2 separate regions of the Mus musculus genome follow, and region 2 is linked to region 1. The links are chromatin loops, found by intact Hi-C in ENCODE. Cell type or tissue: gastrocnemius. All regions are shown on one strand. Links, peaks and the distances in the headings refer to the core of each region. The heading gives the core; the rest is flanking DNA.

What was found. A loop is a pair of places that touch in the nucleus more often than their neighbours do. Peaks named below come from ENCODE experiments on the same cell type or tissue, not always from the same donor. Only the 100,000 strongest peaks of a DNase experiment are listed, where the experiment ranks them.
Region 2: it touches region 1 in a loop (2.4-fold over the local background); 2 of 42 quality-filtered maps call a loop at or near these places.

Annotation. Positions count from the first base shown.
Region 1 is chr15:8,164,283-8,172,676 of GRCm38, reverse strand. Cplane1 (ciliogenesis and planar polarity effector 1) reads right to left here and starts at 3,571. Exons shown (of 53, transcript NM_001162906.1): 1 at 3,188-3,571; 2 at 2,283-2,371; 3 at 856-984. The coding sequence starts at 936. It also overlaps the pseudogene Gm46494. In gastrocnemius, for the core only: no CTCF peak of the experiment used is centred there; a DNase peak (open chromatin) is centred at 3,642; H3K4me3 peaks cover 1,688 bases; H3K27ac peaks cover 1,231 bases.
Region 2 is chr15:8,233,202-8,241,595 of GRCm38, reverse strand. Cplane1 (ciliogenesis and planar polarity effector 1) reads right to left here. Exons shown (of 53, transcript NM_001162906.1): 38 at 7,728-7,832. Among named protein-coding and RNA genes, the nearest start is that of Gm41265, 14 kb to the right of the region's middle. In gastrocnemius, for the core only: no CTCF peak of the experiment used is centred there; a DNase peak (open chromatin) is centred at 5,244.

The DNA.
Region 1 (8,394 bases), core at 198-8,197:
GCATTTCTGCGGCATGTACAGATCCACAAACTCACTGGCATCGTTCTGCACACTGAGGCCATGTCTGCTCACTAGTTCAGCGAGGGAGCAGAAAGGACTAGGTAAGTTAATTAATGGTAGAATTTCTCACTGAAAATTTGAATTATGTCAATGATCCTTATAATTAGAAGGAGAGGGGCTGGAATAGTAGCTCAGAGGTAAGAGCACTGGCTACTCTTCCAGAGGTCCTGAGTTCGATTCCCAGCAACCACATGGTGGCTCACAACCATCTGTAATAAAGTCTGGTGCTCTCTTCTGGCACATAAGCATGTATGTAGGCAGAATACTGTACATAATTAACAAATAAATAATTTTTAAAAAATAATTGTAAGGGGATTATGTAGGTTTCCCCACTCTAAGGTGTGAGTGCTATATCATATTTTGTGAATGGCACTCCTGGATTATTAATGCCTTATGGCCCACCTCTCCTATCCCAGCACTGAGGTTACTTTATAGCATACTCACAAAAGACACAATATTAGGAAACACTTCACTGTTTTGGTAGTGCAAGCATAAGAAATTCAACACTCCCTTGATATGAAGAAACTTGATATGATGAAAAAAAATTGAAAACAAAAGCTTTCACCTAGATAGATGCCTCAATTCTCTGTAAATGCTAACGTATACATTAAAACTGACACACCCACCTGCCATACCCATCCTCATTTTCTGAAGATGCTAACTTGTACATTGTAACTTTAACACACACACTCTGATGTTTTTTGAGGCCACAGACTATTCCTATATCTTACCAGGAAAAGCACATATTTAACATATATCAAACCTAACTTAGTATTTGAATAAAGGAAAACTCACTTGACCCAACCAGGATACTCTGGGCCAGGGTTTTTTCTGCTTGATACTTGTTGATGTCAAAACTTCTAATCTCATCTCCATGCTTGTTGAGATACCAATGACCAATCAAGCAAAGCCAGTCACAAGATCCTGTGAATAATAACAGCAATAACAAATAGCCTGAAATATTTACAAAGGATAGGTTTTCTCAACACTGACAAAATAACAGATGGAAACCACCTAAGTAAGGGAGGAAAGATTTGCTGTGGCTTCATTTCAGAAGGCCCAACTCTCAGTGGGCTGTTTGCACAGAATACCCTGCTGTAGGAGCACAGGGAAGAGCAGAGTCTTCGCCTCACAGGAGAAAGAAAGCAGAGGGAGTAGGGATAGTGGACCAGGATTAGCCTTCAAAGGTGCACCCCCAGTGACCTATGTTCTCAGACCAAACTCTTTAAGTTTCTAGAACCTCTCAAAACAGTATCACAAGCTGGAGACAGAATATTCAATCAAGATAATGAGCCTACGGGAGACATCTGAAAGTCAAATGGTAACACTGAACATGTTAATTTACAAGTTGGAGAACTTTTAATACATCTATAAAAATTCTTTTTTTAAAAAAAATTTATTTATTTTTATTTTATGTGAATTGGTGTCTTTCCTGCATGTATGTCTGTGTGAGGCTGTTGGATCTCCTGGAGCTGGAGTTACAGTTGTGAGCTGCCATGTGGGTTCTGGGAATTGAACCCACGTCTTCTCGAAGAACAGCCAGTTCTCATAACTGCTGAGCCATCTTCTTCAGCCCCAACAACTCTCTTTTTAAAAGGTAAGAAATTGCATTCTGTATTTCATCCACATCCTGAACAGAGGCAAAATGTATTTGCTTTCTTAATACGCTACTTCTCAGACAGTGGCCATAAACATAGTTTCATATGATCTGCATTTCTCAGTGTAGCTGACTATATTTTAGTAAAGAACGGCAAATTCCCTAGCCTCCTGCTCTGCCGATTCCCTTGACGTTAAGGTAGACTGTGGGATTACTCTGGCCAAGAGAGTACAATGGAAGGGACACTATGAATTTCCAAGGCTAAATCACAAAAGGGGAGAAAAATCCCTGGAGTAACCATTTATGAAACTCCTCTCACCAAGTAAAGCAAACGACCGTCAGCCCACACAGCTGTGAGCAAGTCCAAACTAGCTCACCTGAAGAAGCCTCCACAGTCCTGTTGCTACTGCACATGAAGTTGCAGCTACTCCAGAGGCTGAGGCAGGAAGACCAAATTCAAGGCTTCTCTGCCCAGACCTGAATTTATGGCCAGCCCGACCCTGCCTCAAAATGAAAAGAGCTGCCATACCACTGTTTTGGCACGTGAGGTGGGGGGGGGACATTTTTTTCAACTCAGGTTCTTCCCAAATGATTCTGGTTTGTGATAAATGGACATGAAACTAACCAACCAGTGTCAGCGAAGAATCAGAAGCTCAGGTGTTCCAAATGAAGGATGATTTAACCACACAAGGCGGCCAAATGAAGCATTTTATTCTGCATCAAAAAACAAAACAAAAATGCTATATTATTCAATGCCAAGTTTCCTAAATTTGATGACTACTCATGTAAAATAGCATTACCAGAAATATGCATTATTCTGAGTATGACAAGTGAATATAAGACTATTTAATATACGCAATCATCTTCAAATCAAAAGCTATTTCTAGGTAGTTTAATAATTCCTAAATACTATACATATGCACATGTAAAGAGAAAAATAAGGTACAGCAAAACATAAGGAACTGGTTAATCTAAAATACATATTTAATTACATTATGCAACTTTAAATGCAAAATTGATAAAAGGCAACAGGAGAAAACCCAGCACGACTGAGTTAATCATCGTTAGATTCTACTGGTGACAGCAACTTGTTAGTTTTGGTTTTGAGGGATTAATTGTATTATGTTTTTTGTCTAATGAGTCCTTCTAGATGTGAAAGACACTTAAAGATTTATGCAAAGGATTTGTTTGGGAAAAGATAGACATATTTTTTTTTTCAAGTAAAGCATAAAAGATAGAAAGACAGCAAACCCACTTCAAGATTTCAGTACGGTGCGCTACAGAATCACGTACAACCTCCCGTCACTTAGAATTCTAACAATCACCTCTCTCCTGGGATGCAGCAAACACCATTTTCTGACGCATACTGCAAAGCCTCTCAAAACACTGATGCTACTGGATAGACCAAGCACTACACAACAGACACTGCAGATGGAAGAACTGATTTTTAAAAAAAATCCGCTCCATGGCGCAAAAATATATGTATGACAGGAGTAATCTGCCCAGTCTACGGGAACCGGGGAAAGGTACCTTTATTTCAAACAAATCGGAGCATACAATTTCAAGAAAATCGCTGACGTCCCGGGCGGGGTTTGTGCTACGGAGGATGCTAGGAACCCGCGTCCATCCCTCACTGCTCTGCCGTCCGCTGGGGTCTCCTCAGAGGTTTCCTCGTGGCTGTGGCCGCAGAGTCCTGCCCGGAGGTCCCCTGTGGAGGTGTGAGGGGCCACGGCGGGGAGGGGACGCCTGCGACCCAAAGAAGGACCTGGGCGGGACGGCGGGCGGCCGCGAGGAAAACGGAAGTCCCCACAGCTAGCCCGGAGACCCTGGGAGGCGGGGGGCACGGGGACCGAGCCCCTGGGGAAGGTCCCAAGGCCGCCACCTCCCACCGAGGACCGCAGAGGCTGCGAAGCCGCTGAGCCCTGGAGGAGGCCGCGCCCGCCACCCCAGAGCCGTGTCCAGGCGACGCGTGGGCGGGGCCGCCCCACTGCGCATGCTCCATGCCGCTCCGTGGGCGGGCACCTGACGGATCCCCGCCCGCCCCGCCTCCTCGGCGTAGCCAGCTTTGCGCCGGGGTTCTGGGAGAGCGCTGCAAGCCTGCCAGAGTGGGTTACCTCCACCGAGTCTGTCCTGCCCTCCTGCTCTCTCCTCAGCTCGGTAGTCCTTTCTCTCTCCATCCATCCCTGGCTTCCCCTCGTGCAAGACTTTTGAGTTTCCGAGCTCTCCGTGGAGCTTGGCATGAGAATGCCTTAAGAACCAACATTTAGATCTGCGCTGTTAAGAGCAGTTGTTGCCTTTGTGGAGGACCCGATTTCAGAGTCCCAGCACCTACGACATAACCCTGAGTAACTCCAGTTCCAGGGCATCTGACACTCTTTTGTGGCTTCTGTGGGCACCAGCTACAAAGGTGGTGCACATACATACACGTAGGCAAAACACTCATAAAATAACAAGTTAAAAAACAACAACAACGGGCTGGTGAGATGGCTCAGCGGTTAAGAGCACCGACTGCTCTTCCAAAGGTCCTGAGTTCAAATCCCTGCAACCACATGGTAGCTCACAACCATCCATAACAAAAATCTGATGCTCTCTTCTGGAGTGTCTGAAGACAACAGTGCACACACATATAATAGATAAATAAACAAACAAACAAACAAAAACCAACAACAACAACAACAAAAACTTGCCGGGCAGTGGTGGCACGCCTTTAATCCCAGCACTTGGGAGGCAGAGGCAGGCGGATTTCTGAGTTCGAGGCCAGCCTGGTCTACAGAGTGAGTTCCAGGACAGCCAGGGCTACACAGAGAAACCCTGTCTCAAAAAACCAAAAAAAAAAAAAAAAAGTCTCTAGCCAAAACTTCAGCTAAAATTAGACAATAAATCGTGTTGGTCATGGAATTCTTCACATGTCATGAAGGATTTATCACAATTGGTTATCGATCAAATTAACTCATAAAAAGAATACTCGTCTTTTACCTGCTCAAACAAGGAGCAAAAGTTCAACCTTAACTCATCTGTGCACTTTGCACAATCCACACAGGTATCTTACAGTACTAAACTGTTGGTTGTAAGATTCACGTATTGCTGAATGTGCAGCTCTGACAAGGTTCATCCGCATGGACGCTGAAATGAGCTGCTGCTCCAGCCCCCTCCCTTCTGATGCTGTCTCCAGAGACTTGCTTCTAGAGCAGCTTCAGGAATAGCCCCAGGTTCCAGACGGATTAGGTTCATCCAGCCTTTCAGACAGCTCCAGTCAGAACCTGTCAAGCCCTGAGCCTTCTACGTATACAACGACTGGGTAACAGATGCTAGTGCTAGCTTTCTTAAGCCTAACCACTTCTTCCACTTTCCCTCCTCCTCCCACCCCTTAAAAATATTTGTCAACCCAATTCAGCAGGAGGAAGTTGTGGACAGTTGCTATCCCTATCTCTCGATTATGGTTATTTCATAAATTATAGGTAGGCTATCATTTTAAGGGATAATTTGGAAATGGTCATAATTTTGAATAGGGAGGAAACTAAATAGAGGGCTTAGGCTTGGAGCTTTCTGTCTTTCCTCTCCTCTCCTCTCTCCTTTCCTTCCGAGGTAAAAGGAAGGAGGTTAAAGGGAAAGAGAGGATAGAGTGATAGTATAGAAAGTTAGATATATGGGATGGATTACTAAAATTATTCTTAAACAAAGCATTGCATAGCCATAATCTAACATTGGTAGAAATCTTTGTATTTGATGCAAACTTGAAGTTATAATTCCTTATATTGGTACAGAATTTATAAATTGATATAGGTTTAAGGTTTCCATCCGTATAAATCTTTGAATATTGTTACAAAACTTGAAATTAATATTGTTACACTTAGGCATTGTGCCTATGCAACTCACTTAAGAATATAAAGCTTTGCCCGGCGTGGTGGTGCACGCCTTTAATCCCAGCACTCGGGAGGCAGAGGCAGGCAGATTTCTGAGTTTGAGGCCAGCCTGGTCTACAAAGTGAGTTCTAGGACAGCCAGGGCTACACAGAGAAACCCTGTCTCAAAAAAAACAAAACGAGAATATAAAGCTTTGACCTGATCCTTCTATAGCTGCTATTACACACGGTCTAGGATAATTAAGTAATGCAAGGTAAGGGCCAGATGCCAGACAGTAAACTCATAGTCATATTCGATTCTGATTTAATTATAATTAGGTGCTTTCATTTTTATTCAGCTAGAAATACCTAAGAGCAGTAGTTTAACAGTTCAGATATACTAGTCTTCAAAAGCATCAGAAATTCACAGATTATGACATTTAAAATAATTGCATTATTAATAGATTTTTGACTACGAGACATGTCTGCTGTTGACAGTACCCTCACCCTTCACGGTACAAAGAAGATACTGAGCATCACAACCTCCATAGAGAGTTGCTCCAGTTGTGGCAAAGTAGCCACTGGGCCAGAATTGCCCTAGTTCATCTGCAGGCAAAAAATACTGTCCAGGAAAGGACACATGATATGGGATAGTTGACAGCTTAGCTCTGTCAAGACAGAGTAATTCCTGCTTCTCTTAAGGTCTGTCAAATGGTTCTGGGCCAGGGCTGAAGACATGTACATTTCTGGGTTAAAAATTTTGAGATGCATGGGTGGCCCCATCCTTCAACTGGGGGCAGTGCCTAACTACTGGGGGTGATCTCTACAGGTTGTATCTCCCCTTTTGTTGGATATTTCAGCTAAAGTCATCACCACTGGGTCCTAGGAGCCTCTCTCTTCCTTAGCATCTATGACTTTCTAGTGGCTACCTCCAGCTCCCTATTCCCCACTGCTATGTTTCTATTCAGTTTCCTGACACTCTGTACTTCTCCCCAGAACCTGCCAATGCTTGATCCTGCCCCTCCCAACCTCCCCTCCTTTCTCCCTCCCAGGTCCCTCCCTTCCTCTACCTCCTATGATTGTTTTGTTCCCTGTTCTATGTAGGACTGAAGCATCTACACTTTGGTCTTCCTTCTTCTGAAGCTCCATAAGTTTTGAAGGTTTTATCGTTTAAGTACTCTTGAGCTTTTGGGCTAATATCCACTTACCAGTGAGTGCATACCATGTGTGTTGTGACTGGGTTACCTCACTCAGGATGGTATTTTCTAGTTCTATCCATTTGCCTAAGAATTTCATGAACTTATTATTTTTACTAGCTGAGTAACTGTGTAAATGACCACATGTATTTATTCTTCTGTTGAGGGACATCTGGGTTGTTTTTAGCTTCTGGCTATTATAAATAAGGCTACTATAAACACAGTAAAACATGTGTCCTTTGTTATATGTTGGAACACCTTTTGGGTATATGCCCAAGTGGTATAGCTGGGTCTTCAGGTAGAACTATTTCCAATTTTCTGAGGAACCGCCAGATTGATTTTCAAAGTGGTTTTACTAGCTTGCAGTCCCAACAGCAATTGAGGAGTGTTCCTCTTTCTTCACATCCTGCTGTCACCTGAGTTTTTGATCTTAGCCATTCTGACTGGTGTGAGGCGGAATCTCAGGGTTTGGATGGGGGAAGACCAGGAAAGGGGATAACATTTGAAATGTAAATAAAGAATATCCAATAAAAAAAATGCAAAGAATCGTCCGAAGGTCCTGAGTTCAAATCCCAGCAACCACACGGTGGCTCACAACCATCGGTAATGAGATCTGACACCCTCTTCTGGTGCATCTGAAGACAGCTACAGTGTACTTAGATATAATAATAAATAAATCTAAAAAAAAAAAAAAAAGCCAGGCGTGGTGGTGCACGCCTTTAATCCCAGCCCTTGGGAGGCAGAGTCAGGTGGATTTCTGAGTTCGAGGCCAGCCTGGTCTACAGAGTAAGTTCCAGGACAGCCAGGGCTATACAGAGAAACCCTGTCCCGAAGAACCAAAAAACAAAATAAAACCCTCAAAAACAAACAAACAAACAAAATGCAAAGAAAAAGAACTTCTGAGGGAATCACCATCCCTGACCTCAAGCTGTACTACAGAGCAATAGTGATAAAAACTGCACGGTACTGGTACAGAGACAGGCAGGTAGATCAATGGAATAGAATTGAAGACCCAGAAATGAACCCACACATCTATGGTCACTTGATCTTTGACAAAAGCCAAAACTATCCAGTGGAAAAAAGACAGCATACCAGCTATGGTCCAGGGAGGATCCAGCTATACCACTCCTGGGCATATACCCAAAAGAGGCAACAACATATAACAAGGACACATGTTTTACTGTGTTTATAGCAGCCTTATTTATAATAGCCAAAATCTGGAAAGAACCCAGATGTTCTTCAACAGAGGAATGGATACAGAAAATGTGGTACATTTACACAATGGAATACTACTCAGCTAGCTAAAATGCTGCCTTCATGAGATTCTTTGGCAAATGATAGAACTAGAAAATATCATCCTGAGTGAGGTAACTCAGTCACAAAAGAACACACATGGTATGTACTCACTGATAAGTGGATATTAGCCCAAATGCTTGGAATACCCAAAACACAATTCACAGACCACATGAATCTCAAGAAGAAGGAAGACCAAAGTGTGAGTGCTTCAGTCCTTCTTAGAAAGGGGAACAAAATACTCACAGGAGCAAATACAGAGACAAAGCGTTGAACACACTGACGGAAAGGCCACTCAAAGACTGCCCTACATGGTGATCCATCCCATATACAGCTACCGAACCCATACGTTCTTTTATTATTGGGAATGGTTTTCACTATGCTAGGTTTTGTTATTCCAGATGAAT
Region 2 (8,394 bases), core at 338-8,337, 69 kb before region 1:
ATCCAATTTTCTTAGACTTAAACAATTATGTAACAACACAGTGAGGATTATTACATAATATAAAGTATTTAAACATCACTTCTTAGTTAGCATCGATTTTATTGAGCAACACTCGCATCACTTTCGACGTCGCTGCAAGTGTACTGAGATGCGATTCAGTACAAAGGAACAGCACGTTATGATACATTAGGAGGATGTCTAAGGTAACTGGAGAAACCAACCCTGGGACATGACAGTTACGCTTTCAGGGAAAAGCAAGGGCTACAGGAGTACCCAGGGCCAGGGGCTCAGAGATATCACAGAACTCTTTCACTGTGCCCCTTACCTGGCCATGCGAATGCAGGAGCTCATATGTGTCATATGTGTCATATGTGTCATAGCTTGCTAAATTAGACCAGTGAGTACTTAAGCATTTCATAAGGACACAGAGTCAGAGGAGATGCCATGAGTACTTGAAAGGTTCTATCCCCTCCTCCTCATGGTCATTTGCTCTAAGACTGACCACAATCTAGCCTTCTTCTCATGCCTGCTTCCCCAGCTGGAACCCAGGGCCTCTCACTCCAGAGCTATAATCCCAGTGAAAGAGGCTCATGGCCCAGGGGTCTAATTCACAACATTATTTGTACCTACTTGAAATCTGTAACACGTTAGTTTTCAACAACAAAAAAAACCTCTATGTTTCATTTAAATTTCAAGCTCAAGTTATTATAAATGCCATTTCCTTTTCGTTAATTAATTTATTCACTCTACATCCCAGTAACAGCCTCTCTCCCTCCTCTCTCCTCCTATCCTCCCTCCCCTATTTCGAATCTTCCCTAGGAGAATAACTCAAGGTAAATATCTAATATCACATAATTTTAAATTCCTTTTAAATCACTGTCTTAATGAGAAAGTATAAATACCTTAGCAAACTTTTTAAAGATGTAGTTTTTAAAAAATTATGTGTATGTTACTAGCTGGTACAAGACCCCCGACACATATAGAGCAGAAGACTGCCTGGTCTGACCTCAGTCAGAGAAGATGCACCTAACCCTCCAGAGACCTGAGGCTCCAAGGGAGTGGGGAGGTCTGGTGGGGTGGGGGTGGGCATGGGGACATCCTCTTGGAGATGAGGGGGAGGGATGGGATGAGGAATTGTCAGAGGGTGGACCAGGAGGGGGGGTGATGACTGGATTGTAAAACTTTCATAAAGTATACTAAGAATTTCACAAATTTCTATTCAGTGAACTGAACTCTTTTTTGCAATGATAGGCCATTAAATATAGCATTCACACAAAATGGACATTTTTAATCACCTAAAATATTGAAAATATTTTAATTTGCAGTGGGTTTTTTTTTGTGACTGGATATATTAATGTTCCTCTGAGTAGTATTGGCAATTGGTTCAGAAGAGAAACTCAATGAAATAAGAATAGTATTTATTCATGGTGATCAATTAAATTATTTGCCTAATTTAAGGAAACTAAATACTATGCATAACTAAATTTATTTGCAATTCTCAGTTTGATTTGAGGTAACAGAAGAGAGTCTAAGTCTACCTGTGGAATATGTTGTTTTATTTTCAGTGTTTAGGGTTACATTTAAACATAGTTGGTTTGGGAAAACGACATATAATTTTAAGTTAACCTGCATGCTGTAAATGTGTTTAAATAAAGGAAAATCTTTTTTGAAATGTAAATAATAAATAAATAAATAAATAAATAAATAAAAGTAGCCAGGCAGTGGTGGCGCACGCCTTTCATCTCAGCACTTGGGAGGCAGAAGAGGGTGGATTTCTGATTTCGAGGCCAGCCTGGTCTACAAAGTGAGTTTCAGGAGAGCCAAGGCTACACAGAGAAACCCTATCTCGAAAACAAACAAGCAAAAAAAAAAAAGTAATAAAAAAATTGGATGGATATGTTTCATCATGAATAAATGAGATAATCAATATAAAAAACAATCTGTGGGCCCACTGTCCTCTACCCCTGCATGGTGTACAACTGTGGGTCCCAGAGCGCTCTTGGAATAAAAGCCCTCTTGCAGTTTGCATCAAGACTGTTTCTCATGAGTGATTTGAGGTGTCACCTCTCCTGAGTCAGAACGTGGGGGAGTCCTCACATTGTGGGTCTTTCATTTGGTGCATTGGCTGGGAAACACGGCCACACCTCACACCCGAGAACCCACTTGGAGGTATGGGGATCCCCTCTGGAATGTGTGCGTGTTGGCTGGTGTCTCTGTTTTCTGAAAGGAATGTGCGCTTGTTGTGTTGGGTTGTTTGTCTGTGTCTCATCCTTTGTTTCTGAAGCATGGCGCAGCCTGAGTTTGGATCTGCCTGAGTTTTAGATTCTGATCCGCCTGAGTTTATTCTGATCAGCCTGAGTTTGGATCTGCCTGAGTTTGGTTTCTCTGGTTTTGGTTGTCCCAGTGGAAGTGGACGACATTGTTTGTAGACGATGGGGTTTTCTGAAACGAGTACTTTGTATTTGCAGCTGTCCTCTCAGGCCGTAAGGACTGGAGGACTATGGTTGGCAGACATGCTAGGAGGACCACAGGCTGCCACCCTGGGGGATGCCCTGGGAAGTGGGAAGAGCCAGGAACGCATGGTAGTCTCTGGAGATTGGTCAGATGGACTGAGTTCTGTTGTTGAAGTGGTAGCGTCCCCCTCTGAAGTCGTCTAATTCTTTTGCCTGCTTGTGGAGGACACGAAAGGGTCATGTGTGTCTGGATCTGTTGGTTTCTGTTTTGTGTGTTTTTGTGTATGTGTTTAGAGCTATGTGAAAATCTAGAGAAGCGAAGGTAATTTGTACTTTGTACCCTGACTAGAGATAGTTTACACATGAGAGAAGGGGTTTGAGAAAAGCAGTATTCTCCGACTATTTGGTGAGAGAGAAAAAGAAAAAGTAAATAGTATCAATTGATCTTTGGAGCCCTACACCTGTAGTGAGAAGTCTAGTGTGGCTGGAGAAGCCCTGCTAGGAGCTGATTGTAAACACTGCTCTTAAAGGGACCAGCAGCTTCTCAAGTTCTATGGTAAGGGAACTGATGGCTGTTTTTCCTACAAAATCTCTGTGCTTGTGATTATTGGATTCATCAGGTAACAAGGAGCTCCTCTCTTGAAATTACAGCTAGAAAAAATTAAGAATTTTGTTTGGTTTAAATAAGCAAATGTCTGCAGCCATTTCATTTTTGTTTCTGAATGGTTTTAAAGGTATAAGTATGTTTTATATGTCTTGGTTATAGATTATTGGCTCATAAGGTATTGGTTATGAATAAAAATTTGTAACATTGGTAACAGAAAGTTGGCTTAAAACTGGTAACTCTGGGTTGGAGTAATTTAAAACTACAACATGCAGCATGAGACAACCCGTGGAAACAGATCTCTAAAGATACGCCTGAATTGGGTAGTATTCTATGTAATTCTTACCTAGAAACCAGACTTATAAAAGATAGGATTTAGGGCAGTGTCTCTTTGAGGTATTGGGGGCTGCACCTTCTTGCATTTGTGTGCAGGAACAAGCAGCCAAACTTTGTAGCAAGTAATGTTTTTGGTGTTGATTTTTAAAGAAAATGGATTGTTTACAGTGTTAAAATTGGGTTTTGCTTCCCAAAATTGTGGTTGTGCTCTGGTGTTACAAGAGAAATCAAAAGTGAAGGCTTCTCCTGAATCAGAGCCACCAGCTAACCCAAGGGCTTCTCCAAAATCTATCCCGAGACTGAGAAGCCTCCTGAGTGGCCTAGTCCACTACCTCCCTCTTATCCACAGCCTCAACTGCCACCCCACTTGGGGCGGCGAGAAGCAGACCCGCTGCAGGTACACTGAGCTGCAGAGCTCAGAGTCCGGATGGACTCCAGTGGACCCGTCCAACCTTCAACCCCTTCAGTATTGGCCATTTTCCTCTGCTGATCTTTATAACTGGAAAACTAACCACCCCCTGCTCCTTTCTCAGAGGATCCCCAACGCCTCACAGGGTTGGTGGAGTCCCTTATGTTCTCTCATCAGCCTACTTGGGATGATTGTCAGCAGTTGCTGCAGATAAAGAGCGAGAGAGAATTCTATTAGAGGCTAGAAAAAATATCCCGGGAGCCGACAGGCAGCCTACACAGCTACAAAATGAGATGGACATGGGATTCCCTTTGACTCGCCCCAGTTGGGACTACAACATGGCTAAAGGTAGGGAGAGCTTGAAATCCTATCGCCAGGCTCTGGTCTCCTAGGCACCTCAAAATGGCCCACTAATTTCGCTAAGGTAAGAGAAGGTGTATTACAAGAGGTAGACAGTTACGTGATCTAGTGAAAGAGGCAGAGAAGGTGTATTATGTGAGGGGGGAGGTGGGAGGCAGAAGAAAGAGAGAGGTGGGAGGCAGAAGAAAAGAAAGAGAACAGGAGGGATCGTAGACAAGAGAGAAATTTGACTAGAATTTTCGCCGAAGTGGTAGGAGATAAAGAAAAAAGACAGGACCTAGACAGATAGGGAACCTGGGCAACAGAAGACCAATGTGCTTAACAGAATTAGGTGAGTTGGGGTACCGAGCCTCAGCTAAAAAGGCTCAGCTGTGTCAGACTGAAGTTACTTATTTGGGATACACCCTTCGAGACCGGAAGCAGTGGCTAAAGGAAGCCAGAAAAAAAAGACTGTAACTCAGATCCCCACCCCAACTACACCAAGGCAAGTAAGAGAATTCTTGGGTACCGCTGGCTTCTGCAGGCTTTGGATACTTGGGTCTGCAACCTTAGCTGCCCCGTTGTACCCCCTAACCAACGAAGGGGAGGTATTTGTGTGGACCCCAGATCACCAGAAAGCCTTTGATGAAATTAGACCCTGTTGCCAGCAGGTGGTTTTCTTGCCTGAAAGCTATTGCTGCCATAGCTCTACTTGTCAAAGATGCGGATAAGCTCACTCTGGGACAGCAAATAACAGTAGTGGCACCCCACGCTCCTGAAAGCATTATCTGATAGCCCCCTGACCGATGGATGACCAACGCTCGAATGACACATTATCTGAGCTTTGTTGACTGAATGAGTGACCTTCACTCCCCCTGCTCTTCTCAATCCCGCTACCCTACTGCCCGAGACTGATGACCCTTCACCTACTCATCACTGCGCTGACATTCTTGCAGAAGAAAATGGAACTCAAAATGATCTGAAGGATCAGCCTTGGCCTGGGAGTCCGAGCTAGTACACGGATGGCAGTAACTTAGTGGTTGAAGGTAAGCAGAAGGCAGGGGCAGCAGTGGTGGACAGAAAGCAAGTGATCTGGGCCAGCAGCCTCCCTGAAGGGATGTTGGCCCAGAAAGCCGAACTTGTGGCTTTGATACAAGCTCTACGAATGGCAAAGGGGAAGTCTATCAACATCTACACTGACAGCAGGTATGCTTTTGCCACTGCACGGAGCAATATAGAGACAAAGAAGGCTGTTGACATCTTCAGGGAAAGACATAAAAAATAAAGAGAAAATTTTGATCCTCCTCGAGGCCATACACTTGCCAAAAAGGTGGCCATTATACATTGTCCAGGACACCAGAAAACTCGAGATGCTGTGGCTAAAGGGAATCAGATGGCTGACCTAACTGCCAAACAGGCGGCCCAAGGAGCAATGATCCTGGCAGTCAAGGAGCCTAAAGATTATTATGATGTCAGAGAGACCAGCTTTAGATACACCCTCGAGGACTATCAAGTTATGGACAAATTAGGACTGTTAAAGGAAACCTCGTATGGGATAGTAAAAACAGAAGAAGGAAAAAGTAGTTCTCCCACGGGAAGAAGGACACAAGTATGTTACCAACTTAAATTACTTGACCCACTTGGGGGCCAAGAAATTAAAAGGTGTGGTCAGGTCCTATGTTATAGGACTCTCTGACTTGGCAGAAGAAATAGTCAAAAGCTGCAAGGCCTGTGCTATGACTAATACAAGACACTACATGTATACTCCTGAGAAGAGGCTTGGGGTGACCTGCCTGGGGCCTACTAAAAGGTAGATTTTACAGAATCTAAGCTAGCTAGATATGGCAACAAGTACTTATTAGTGTTTATAGACACCTTTTCAGGCTGGGTAGAAGCTTTTCCCACCAGGACTGAGACAGCCAATGTGATGGCCAAGAAGATCCCAGAAGAAATCTCCTGAGGTTTGGGATACCCAAGGTAATCGGGTCTGATAATGGATCTGCCTTTGTTGCCCAGGTAAGTCAGGGGCTAGCCAAGATATTGGGGATTAATTGAACAGGCCCCAAAGCTCAGAACAGGTAGAGAGGATGAATAGGATCATTAAAGAGACCCTTACCAAATTCACAGCAGAGACTGGCGCTAATGATTGGATAGCTCTCCTACCCTTTGTGCTCTTCAGGGTTAGAAACACCCCTGGTCAAGTTTGGGCTGACCCCCTATAAGTTACTCTACGGGGGGCCCCCTCCACTGGCAAAAATAGCCTCTGTACATAGTGCTAACAATGCTGCTTTCCCAGCCTTTGTTCTCTAGGCTAAAGGCGCTTGAGTGGGTGAGACAGTGAGTGTGGAAGCAGCTCCAGAAGGCCTACTCAAAAGAAGAAGACCTGCGGGCTGGTGAGATGGCTCAGTGGGTTAGAGCACCCGACTGCTCTTCCGAAGGTCCAGAGTTCAAATCCCAGCAACCACATGGTGGCTCACAACCATCCGTAACGAGATCTGACTCCCTCTTCTGGTGTGTCTGAAGACAGCTACAATGTACTTACATATAATAAATAAATAAATCTTTAAAAAAAAAAAAAAAAAAAAAAAAAAGAAGAAGACCTGCAAGCCTCACATTGCTTCCAAGTTAGAGATTCAGTCTACATTAGATGCCACCGTGCAGAAAACCTTGGAAAGGCCCTTATCTTGCACTCTTCACCACCCTACTTTCTACCCTTATGGGACCCCTTTTGATTTTGCTTCTGCTTTTAATTATAGGTCCATGTGTGTTAGAGAACAAGACTTAGTACAGTGCAGCTTTTAGTTTTCAGACAACAGTACCATGCCCTAAAGGATCAAGTGTGCCAGGGAGAAGATAGTGTCTAGTTCCAAGATTAGAACTACTAACAAGTAGAAGTGGGGAATGAAAAAGTGAGACATAAAAACAATTCTAGGCCTTTAGGCCCAGGCTTGAGAATGTGACTTTTGTGACTCAATGCTCCAAGGCATGCTAATCATAAAACAGATAGCTACATTCCTCCACCCACCTACTTCCTGTGTTCAGGGAGTTTTCATTCAAAGAAAGTCACCCTGACCCACCCTGACCTTTGCTGGAACCCGCTATGCAAATGTGCTATTGTTAGAGGCTTATAGAAAACTGTCTTTCCACTTCCTTGTGACTCTTAACTGGTATTTTTGGTATTTTCCAACAATGCCCTCCCCACCCCCTTGAGTTGTGTTTTGTTTTTTTTTTTCCTTTAAATACCCCCTGACCCAGCTACTGGGGGGGGTCACAGTCCTCTACCCCTGCATGGTGTACAACTGTGAGTCCCAGAGTGCTCTAGGAATAAAAGTCCTCTTGCAGTTTGCATCAACAAACAAAAACAATCTGTGTATGTCAGTATGTGCACTGGCATAAGTATAGATGCCCGCAGAGGGCAGAAGACTGCATCAGATCCCCTAGAGCTGAAGTAACAGTTATTTGTGAACTGCCTGACATGGATGCTAGGAACCAAACTGGTTCTCTGGAAGAACAGTAACTGCTCTTACCCTCTGAGCTATGCCTCCAGCCGCAATTTATAAAGGTTTTTAACTTTTAAAGTATTTACCTGGGTCTGTGTTTGTACTCGCATCATGACTTCCCACTGCTTTCTTTCGTACAGAGGCCATGAAATGCAGTCCTGCTGAAGTATTAATATCATCTTCTAACATTTCTTAAATATAAAACAAAATGCAGAAAGCAATCACTAAGAGCCAACGTTGTCAGTGGAAGCACAGTAACTGGAGGTGGGCGTCGGGATGTTATCCACGTACACTGTCTACATGAGGTACTGTATAAACTACATCTTGAAGACACAGTGAATCAAACCCACACTTGTAGAGGACACTATAGGTCACACCCAGAAACCTAGAGCCTTCTGCTCTAGCTAATGAAGATCCAGTAGGAGCAATGTGATGAGATCGTTATTGTAGGAAACCCACCCATCCAACACGTGGAAAGTAGAATTGAATGGATAAAGCTGAGAACAGTCAGATAAGGCTTCCATAGCAGGACTACCAGAGAGGTAAGGAAGGCTAGGACTGGTTACTGCGTAATCAGGGAAAGTAAAAGGCAGAACTTGGGGGTTTTTGGTTCGGTTAATATTAATATAAATGGAGAAATGTTCTTTGGTATAGCACAATACACATCCACTGGTGTACTACACACTTGTGTAAAACTGGCATCATACAAGTGACACTGTTCTAAGCGGATTCATGTTTTTTAACATATGTGTA